Linked DNA regions of Homo sapiens: region 2 is linked to region 1. The links are chromatin loops, found by intact Hi-C in ENCODE. Cell type or tissue: dorsolateral prefrontal cortex. All regions are shown on one strand.

What was found. Hi-C counts contacts between places; a loop is a spot of excess contacts. Peaks named below come from ENCODE experiments on the same cell type or tissue, not always from the same donor. Only the 100,000 strongest peaks of a DNase experiment are listed, where the experiment ranks them.
Region 2: a loop joins it to region 1, with 2.8 times the contacts of the local background. A loop is called at or near these places in 6 of 110 quality-filtered maps.

Annotation. Positions count from the first base shown.
Region 1 is chr10:118,591,808-118,596,807 of GRCh38, forward strand. It overlaps PRLHR (prolactin releasing hormone receptor), which reads right to left and starts at 3,841. Exons shown (of 2, transcript NM_004248.3): 1 at 3,709-3,841; 2 at 1-3,443. The coding sequence starts at 3,437. The coding sequence ends at 2,325. RefSeq lists enhancers at 2,800-3,608, 3,609-4,417, 4,418-5,000. In dorsolateral prefrontal cortex, CTCF peaks have their summits at 2,762 (motif pointing right) and 2,963; DNase peaks (open chromatin) are centred at 2,754 and 3,944; H3K4me3 peaks cover 2,532 bases; H3K27me3 peaks cover 4,461 bases.
Region 2 is chr10:118,667,674-118,672,673 of GRCh38, forward strand. No RefSeq gene overlaps it. Among named protein-coding and RNA genes, the nearest start is that of PRLHR, 75 kb to the left of the region's middle. In dorsolateral prefrontal cortex, no CTCF peak of the experiment used is centred here; DNase peaks (open chromatin) are centred at 786, 1,534, 1,948 and 3,185; H3K4me3 peaks cover 1,097 bases; H3K27ac peaks cover 2,276 bases.

The sequences.
Region 1 (5,000 bases):
TGCCTCAGCCTCCCGAGTAGCTGGGATTACAGGCGTGCGCCACCACGCCTGGCTAATTTTTGTATTTTAAGTAGAGACAGGGTTTCAACACGTTGGCCAGGCTGGTCTCAAACTCCTGACCTTGTGATCTGCCTGCCTCGGTCCCCCAAAATGCTGGGATTACAGGTGTAAGCCACCATGCCCAGCCCTAGAAAGGATAATTCTTAAGGTGCTTAATCTTGGTTGCACATTAAAATCCCCTGAAGTGCTTTGGAAAATGCTAGTGTCCAGGCACCATCTCAAATCAACTAGACTCTTGGGAGGAGAGCCCAGACATCAATTACAAAAAGAAAAAAAAGTTCCCCAGGTGATTCTAGGAGCAGCCAGGGTTGAGAACCAGTGATTCAAACCTTCCAACAAAGAGCCGACGATGAATCAGATCCCTCCCCAAATAATCCCTCTCCTTCCCCTCTACCATCTACACTCTCCACACATGACCATCAAAGGAACTCTCTGAGGAAATGAGAAATGTCTGGCCCTGAGCCTCCCAAGTAATATAGCTGCTGGAAGCACAGGAGCCAGTCCTCGGGATGCCTGGGAGATGAGCTTATCTGGGGCAGGGGTGGGTTGCACTATTAGCACACAGGTTCTTTGTTCTCCAATCCACGGATGAAGCTCAAGTTCATTTAGCACCATTGCCAGAGGTAACCTCCATACCCATCTTTGCCTGCCTTTTCCTTTCTCCCAAGCCAGCCTTTCCTACCCTTTACTGTGTGCAAAAAGTCTAGCCCTGTAACTACTAAAGATTCCTATGCCAACCAGCCCAACCGTGATCACTCCCACTCCCACCATGGTTGTTGACATGAATGTAATAGGATTGAACCCTTGTCATTCCCATATCATCCCTCTTTCCTTTCCTTTTAGGGCACATTTTAATGAATGAATTGAGCTTATTTCTGAATAAGAGAAGCAGGAGGAGGTGAAACAGTGATTCTTGTGTTCAGTGAGCTGGGAAAGTAGTTGAACCCTACAGATGGTGACTGAGTTACTGGGAACACAGAGGCTGATCTGACAGCTGGATATTATGTATCATTTCCCAAGACTCCTGCCCTCACTGCCCAAGTTGCTTTTCCAACAGTGTGGAGACCTTTGTCCCAAGGCACTTGTCCTCATTTACAGAACTCACAGGAGGTTAAGGTGATGATTATCAGCCTGGTATCATGCTCCACAGTCTTCACCTTTTCCCTTAACCCTGGAGGTAATTAGTGTTTGATCTACACATCATGTGGGTGGTAGCTTATTCTTCTGTTCTGTCCTTAAGTAAACTTCTGCCGGTCCTTGATTTCTGGGTTGATCATGTTCCAAGAATCACTACAGAGCAGGTGCTGAGCAGTCAGATGACAGCTGTTGATCTGTTGCAAGTGAGCAATTAGAGACTGCAGGAGAATGCCACGCTACACAGTTTACATTGAGTATTCAGAAAACCAAATATTTGAGTGCCCACTTTGTGGCAAACACTGAATGTGTACCCACACATACACACACATACACAAACACACATACACAGAGGATGTCTGTCCTTAGGTACAATTGAATGACCTCTTAAGTGAATTGGACCTTTTCCTCTTTATTTATCTATCTCTTCATTGACTAATTCGTCTCATCATTTTTAAATAGTAGTTGGGGAGGAAAGGGGAGAAACAATAGCAAGACCTTTCTAAAGGGAGCTTGTAGGTGTTTTTGTACTATAAACTCAAGTGGTTTTAAAACGAAACCCTTTTGGCATATAAAGGTCTTACTCAGGAAATGCTGAAATCCTAGATGTAGAGTTTTAATACATATTTACCTGAAATTCTAGGAATGCAAGGGTTCAAATGGACTAAGCAATATCATGGTACTCTCAGCTGGGTCCTTTTTCTAAAGGCAAACTGAAAATCTTTACCAAGCCCAATGCATTCCTTTTAAATCCCATTCATATTGTTCATTTCACCAACGAGCAGGAGGAGGGGACGCCAGGAAGGCAATCGTGGTTCTGAAATACTTTTCTGAACGTGGAGAAAAAGTTTTGTTTGTCCTTCAAGGGCATAAAGAAGAAATAAGAAATCCTCTTCCCTCTCTTTGGCCTCCCCCAAGCAAAGAGCAAGACTCTCACCAAAGCCCGCTTAACATTTTACAAACACACAAGGACAAGACAGACAGCCGGACAAGAGGGCTGGGCTGGAAATGTTGCCCTATGTTGGCTTAGCTAGCTCTGGTGCTGAGAATAAGCACCAGATTGACCTCGAGTGGTGCCCTAGGAGGCCAGTTGAAGTGGAGCTCCTTGACCAAGGCCTGGCTAAGTGGCATCAGATGACCACGCTGACGGTCATATTCTGGCCATGGGGGGCTATCTTGCGGGGCCAAGCGACCAACAGTTTGCGCAGCTCCTCGCGGAAGCTGTCGTGCAGCCAGGCGTAGATGAAGGGGTTGTAGCAGGCCGAACTCATGGCGAGCCAGTGGCAGAGCAGCTGCACCAGCCCAAAGGCGTAAGGGTCGATGGCGTGGGGGTCGAGGTCCCGCAGCAGGTTGAAGACGTGCAGCGGCAGCCAGCAGACGGCGAACACCACCACGATCACCACCAGCAAGCAGAAGGTGCGCCGGCGCCGAGCGCGGTCCCAGTCGGCCTGGCTCTGGGTCACGCAGCCCGGCACCACGCGGTTGCGGAGCTTCACTGACACCCGGACGTAAGACAGGAGGATGACCAGCAGAGGGAGCAGGTAGGTGACCAGCAGCAGCCCCCAGGCGTAGAGCTGGCGCTGGCGCTCCTGGGAGCCCCAGAACTCCTCGCAGAGGCGCACGTCGTGCGGCTTGAGCTCCACGTGATAGGTGTGCACGGCGGCGGGCAGCGCCAGCACCGCGGACAGCGCCCAGATGGCCAGCACAGCGTAGGCGCTGAGGCGCAGCGAGATGCGCCGCCTCAGCGGGTGCACCAGCACGACGTAGCGGTCCACTGCGATGGTGGTGAGCGTGAACACCGACACATAGACGGTGACCGGCTGCAGGAAGAAGACCAGGTGGCACAGGCCGCCGCCGAACACCCAGCCGCGTGGCTCGAAGGCATAGGCCAGCGTGAGCGGCACGCAGGCGGTGCACATGAGCACGTCGGACAAGGCCAGGTTGCCGATGAGGAAGTTCGTCACGTTGTGCAGCCGGCGCACCCGCGCGATCACCAGCACCAGCAGGCAGTTGCCCACCAGCCCCACGACCACCACGACGCTGTAGAGCAGCACGATCAGCCCCTTCAGCTGATGCACCAGCTGCAGGCTCTGGAAGGGCGTGACGGCTGGAGCGTCCGCGCCAGCCACCGACCCGTTGCCCGCCGAGGCCTCTGCGCTCTGGTTGGCGGGAGTTGTGACCGCCGGCGGCAGCCCAGAAAATAAGTCAGAAACCCTGGGGCCCCGAGTGGTCGATGAGGCCATGGCCACCTGTTCAAAGGTAATCAAAGTCCGTCACTTCCCTTGCCATACTCCATCCGACCTCCTACACCAGCCGCGCCCCTCCCCCATCGCCTGAGTCCTCCCTTGGGAATAACCGGCCACAGAACAACAGCAAAAGTAGCAAAAAGTGTTGTCCTCTCACCTCTGTAAAATAAACCTAAGCACGGTTAGAACATACGGTTTATTTAAACGCTTCCGCCTCTATTTACGGTCCTCGCAGTCCACGCAGGCAGACTCAGGAGCGCGATCCTACCTGGGAGTGGGGTTTGGAGAGCGGGAAAGCACTCGCGGGAAGAAGGGGCAGAATTTCTGCTGGCCCTCGGTAGTCCTCTGCCCACGTCGGTGATCCGGTCTCGCTTCTCCGCGGGAGCTGAACGGATCCAAATGTTTCCCAGTGGGCTAGCAGCTTCTTAGAGGGACTGGGAGCGCCTCCCCTCAGCTCCGCCCCCCACTCCAGCTCCCATGTATGGAAAATAGGGGTGGAGCGCGCTCTGCCATGCTCGGTGCTTAGAGAACTAGTGAAGAGGACAGTGTGGGGAGGATGGAATCCGAAACGGGAGGAGGGGCCGGCAAACCTGGCCAGAGCAGCGAAGAGGACGAATCTCTACTGCAGGAGCTTGCACGGCCCCTGGAGGGTCAGGGTCCGGAGGAGCGCACAGTGGAGGAGGGCGGAGGAGAGGCGCGAAGCGTCAGGCTATCGGGAGGAGCCGGTGCAGTCTTAGGAGGGAAGGAGCGGGGAAGGAAGTAGCGGTGGGAGATTGCAATGCAGCTGGGGGCTTGAGAGAGGCACGACTGACCCGTTCTTAAAGGCTGGATCCTGCCTAGCGGCCAGGTTGCGGAGGGCAGAGACGCTAGAGGGCTCGGGCTGGGATTTAACAGCAGAGCCTGGAGCTGGTCGCGGACCTGAGGACCCTCACCCTCCCGTGGCCCCGCCACACGAGCCCCCTGCTTGGCTGCAGCGCGCTCAGCGGGCAGCGGGTCCGGCCAAGCCAAAGGCAGGAGTCAGCACCACGGACAGCTTCCGCTGGATCTGCCGCCCCTCGGGCGGATGATGTGGGGAGGAGCAGGGGAAAATGACTAGGGAATTCCTGCCCCTCTCTGGATCCGGGTGTTTGGGGAAGGAACCTGGTCCGGTTCAAAGACCTGCCTCGCTGCCTGCTTTCTGGGCTGGGGCTGAGAAGAGTAGGGTGGAGTGGAGGCAGCTGAGCCGGGGGCCTGGGGGTCGGAGACTCATGACTTTTGCTCCTCTTGGTGGTCACCGCACTCAGTGCCAAGGACGGCGTCGTCTTTTACCTCCCGGGGTCAGAAAATGCAGCTCTCCTGCCAGTTATTCTACACAGGCACACTTCAGTCTGGCCCAGCGACTCCCCGGCTCACCCTTTCTCTCGCTTTCTTTCTCGGCTACCGCGACCTGTGCCGTATCTGGCTGCTTCTCCCAGCACAGAGTAGTTCCTGGACTGAGACTTGACCCCTCCCTCCTTGACTGAACACCCACAGGCCTCTTCTCTTCATTTTAGGATTTTTTAAAAATACTGGTAATTGCAG
Region 2 (5,000 bases), 76 kb after region 1:
TGTGGTGAGTCGAGATTGTGCCATTGCACTCCAGCCTGGGCAACAACAGCAAAACTGTGTCTCAAAAAAAAAAGAAAGAAAATTGTTATTTGGGAATAGAGCACTGCAATGGGAATACACACGCCATAATAAACAGTGTGTGTATTCAGACATGCAAAGGAAGACAAAGGTTTTTAAAGGTAAAATGAGAAGGATTATATAATTGTTTTGAAATAATTGTCCTTGGCTACTAAGATCAATAACAAGGGTGACGCCAGTCCAAGGTTGGACAGGCAGTTGCTAGGCAGATGTCCTTGCAGAAGTATTTGTTGTGTAAGGTTGTGATAGCCTTTGTGCAAGGTTGTGGGTTTGCAGGCTTTTGTGATACTTTTTGTATCCAAGGCGTCCAAGTGTGAGAACACTTCCTTCATGAACTTCCCCGGCTCTCTTGTGTTTTCAACACAAGAGATTCCATTTTGATTGACAACTTTCATACAATATAGAAATTAGAACCTGAGACCTAATCTAGCCCACCTGTCCCCACGTGTGGTGGGCCCACCATGCACAGCCAAGTCACCTGGAGCATGAGGCTGAAATGCAGGTTTCTGGGCCCTGCTCCAGACCTGCAGACTCAGAATCTCAGGGAGGTAGGGAGGGGTGGGGAGGGTAAAAGCTGCATTACTGACTAGCTCCCTTAGTGACAGTTCAGCACGCTGATGTTCAGGGATGCCCTCTTCTTGCCAAGGAGAAAACAGAAGCGCAGTCTGTTGGCCAAGGGCCCTCAGCCAGGGAACATCAGGACCTGGGGCACAGCTCTAGGAAACGCTGTTGTTGCTGAGAGTGGGGGCAAGGGGCACTGGCCAGACCTGGATTTGTGGGAGGCGGCTGACATGAGGCTCTGGACTTCTGCAGCAAGACGGACATCAGGGAACCTGGGCTTCCAGCAAGCAGCTCTTTTAGCCAGCACAGTAGATGCACTCCAGGTGGTGGGGTCTCAGTCCAGTGGGGTCTTCAGGAGAAAGCAAGGCTCCTAGGCTGGAGTCTAGTTTCAGGTGGGGCTGTGATTGGGGTCTGGCCATCGTGGTTCTGCCACCTACTGGCTGTGTAACTCCGGGTACCTCTCTGAGCCTTAACTCCTCGTCTGAAAACAGAATAATCAGAGTACCTACTTCTTGGGGTAGCTGTGGGGTGGGGCATGAGATGGCACTGGCTGTTCAGTGTTTGCCTCTCAGGTCCTTCTTGACTCCTTGGGGCTGAATTTATGTTCTCATCACTCCGTTTCTGAGCAGATGAGGAAGAAGGAGGGTGGAACTCTAGCTCCAACTCTGCTCCCTGACCTAAGTATCCCAACCCCTCCCAGGTTGGGGACAGAGCCCTTCCATCACGTAGCTCTCGGTCCCACCGGACTCTTTGCTTAGGAAGAGGCTGCCTGCCCCCATCGTGGTTAGGTGCTAACTCATTCTCTGCTTTATCTATCACATCTCTAACTGCCCATCAGAGCCCATTAGACCAGAATGAGACTCCCAGGGTGGCCGCAGAGCAGCAGCATTTCAGCTCATCAGAGGAAGCTGCCAAATGAGCCAGTCTGAGCAGCATTTGGGGGTAGATGTTCGCTTCCTATTAACAGGCTAAATTGCGGAAGTGGCTCAGAGTTTCATTCCCACTGTGCCACTCCCTGGGGTCTGCAGCGTGGCCTGGGAGAAAAAGGCACAGCCTCGGGGTCAGACCCGAGTTGGACCCAGCTCTGTCCCCTGGTACCTGAGGGACTCTGGATAAATTACTGGATTTCTCTGAACTCCACTTATCCCATTTGTAAAACAGGATTAGAAGCCCCGCCATGGGACTGTTTTGGTCATTAAATGCCAATTTGTATATAAAGTGCTTAGCGCAAGCCTGACGACAGAAACACTCGGTAATTGAAAGCTACTGTTTTTCCACAAGGACTTCCTTTCAGGGACCGCAGCCTTGGACGGAGGCCTGGGTACAGATTTAATCAGATGCAGGCGCTCCGGATTACCATGGAGATCGTCTAATCTAATACGTGGAGGCTGCTCAGTGACTGTTTATTGAGTTAAAAGAAAACACAAATCTAATTTTAGCCCAAAGAAGAGAAAGTTAAAAGGGAACTTGAACAGGCTTTGGCTAGACAGTATAATAATTACTGCTGTTTTTTTCAATACTTACTAAGTGATAACTGTTTTCCTTTAAAGAGAAAAGTCATCTAAATAATCATAGCTACTATTATTGTCTGTAATGTTAGTGCTAACCCATTTCTAGTAGAGGGCACCCCCAGCTTATGGGTGGGGGATGGAGACTTCTGTAGGCAGAGACAGAGTTTTAGAGGCCTGTGCTCCTAACCAGCACCCATGCTGAACCCCGGAAAGATGATGTGACAGCATCCAGCTCTCACTCCTCTCTGTCTCACTCAGAGGAAGGGGACAGAGAGGCGGCAGCCCTCCAAGAAGGCAGATGCCATGGTGCTGTCCCAACAGCTGCTGGCAGTGTCAGAGGGGACGGCCCTGAGGACAATAGGGGTCCTCAGGGTGGGGGTGTTGCCAAAGGAGATTAACATTTGAGTTAGTGAACTGGGAAAGGCAGACCCACCCTCAATCTGGGTGGGCACCTAGCAGTGCCACCAGTGTACCCGATGTCCCCCTGGAGTCAGATAGCCCTAGTAGGACACAGCAACAAACCTGGCATGGAGAATGGAGGGAGCAGCAGCACAGACCCCAGGGACATGAGAAATAAGATGCCAGGCACAAAGCAAGGACCTGCTCAATAGGGGCCTCATTTAGAGAACAAAAACTGAGGCCTGAGATTCAGTGTCCTGCTCAGGACCCAGTGAAGCAGGGTGGGAGCGGAGGCTCCCTTCCAGCAGATCCTGTGACCAGTGATCAGAGGACCACCCTCGCCCCTGCCCATTCCAGCCATTAGAACCTGTGGTGTGTGGGCAAGGGTCCCCAAACAGGGCCCGTCACCTGCCCACCCACTCCCAGAAGGCCACCAGTGCTCTCACAGGCTGAGGGCCAGGGCCAAAGCTGCCAGGCTGGCCCTGTGAGCTCCTGCTGCAGTGGCGGCAGAAATCCACCTGCTGCAGTCTGGATATGGGAAATGCATTTTTCACCCCATCAGGCATCAGGGCGAAAGCAATTTACAAATGGTCAGCTGGGGGAGAGACGCGGCCAGCAGTGTTTTGTAGTCCATTAAAAGGTTTGGACCGGGGCTTTGAGAGATGTGCCAGCAACTGTGCAGAGGCATTCATTCACCAGACCCTGCTCATGCAGCTCACTTTGGAGCTGGGCAAGGACCCCCGGGATGCCAGTCAGTGTAAGAGGACACCTGGGTTTCTCTGCTGGTGGGTCATCGGGGATCAAGGGCTCTGTATTAGTTAGGGTTCTCTGGAGAGACAGGACTAATAGGACAGATGTATATACGAAAGGGAGTTTATTAAGGAGTATTGGATCACACCATCACAAGGTGAAGTCCCACAATAGGCCATCTGCATGCAATCTGAGAAGCAAGGAAGCCAGTCCGCGTCCTAAAAACCTCACAAGTAGGGAAGCCGACAGTGCAGCCTTCAGTCAGTGGCTGAAGGCCTGAGAGCCCCTGGCAAACCACTGGCATAAGTTCAAGAGTCCAAAAACTGAAGAACTTGGAGTCTGATGTTTGAGAGAAGGCAGCATTCAGCATGGGAGAAAGATGAAGGCCAGAAGACTCAGCCAGTCTAGTCCTCCCACATTTTCGGCCTGCTTTTATCTAGCCGTGCTGACAGCTGATTAGATGGTGCCCACCCAGATTGAGGGTGGGTCTGCCTCTCCCAGTTCACTAACTCAAATGTTAATCTCCTTTGGCAACACCCCCACAGACACCCGCAGGAACAATACTTTCAACCTTCATTCCAATCAAGTTGACAATATTAACCATCACAGGCTCTTAGGGACTGTGTCCCTGGGCACTCTACCCCAGGAACTCTAGACTAAGGATCAGCCTAGACAGTCTCCCCCTTTTTTTTCCTAAAGAGAAAATGCAGAGGGAAGAAACCAGCAAGCCACCATCTCATAAATGTATTCATTTGTTTACCACTGTTTTAGAAATGCTCAAAGCAGCTAACGAAGACTTCACTTATGAGGAAGGGATTACATGCAAAGCAAGAACACACAGGGGATCCTCTGGGGGTCTTAGGGCATGTGGGCTGCAAGCGGCAAACACTGACTGTCACCCCTTACAGTGAAAAGGAAAGACCATTGAGGTGCTACAGCCTTTGGAAGGGTAAGGATCAGACAGCCCCAGCACCAGCTCCGGGTGTCTCTGCTCTTGGGAAGGGCCAGCTCCTGCCTTTTGAGGACTTCAAATTGCCCCATACATAATTCCAGCTCCAGGAGAGGGGCCTGATTGGCTCAGGTACATTCCCATCTGCTAGCTGAAGAAGGCAGGACGCCTTCACCAGCAGTCCCTGCACCTACCTCCGCCCAGGACTATGTTGAACAGACAGAAGCAGTTCCCCCAAGAAAATTATATAAAGAAGTGCAAATGGCAGCTGAGCAGGCCAAAGCAACAGTGTTCACTACCATGGGCCAGTTTTTTTTTTTTTTTTTAATAGATGAGACTGGAAGTCAGAGTGGCTCAGTGACTTAATAATGGCGGAGCCAAAATTCTGTCTGATCCGATTCCAGGATGAGCTCTCCCTGCAATAGCATTCAGCCGCCTCGAGTATATCTGACCTTGGCCTGAGTCTCCTTCTCTCTGAACAGCATATGATGATTAGCCACTTGATATGGTCTGGCTGTGTCCCCAGCCAAATATAATCTTGAATTCCCCCATGTTGTGGGAGGGACCCAGTGGAAGGTGACTGAATTAGGGGAGCGGGTCTTTCCTGCGCTGTTCTTCTGATAGTGAATGAGTCTCCAGAGATCTGATGGTTTTAAAAATAAGAGTTTCCCTGCACAAACTCTTTGCCTGCTGCCATCCATGTAAGACGTTGACGTGCTCCTCCTTGCCTTCCACCATGATTGTGAGACTTC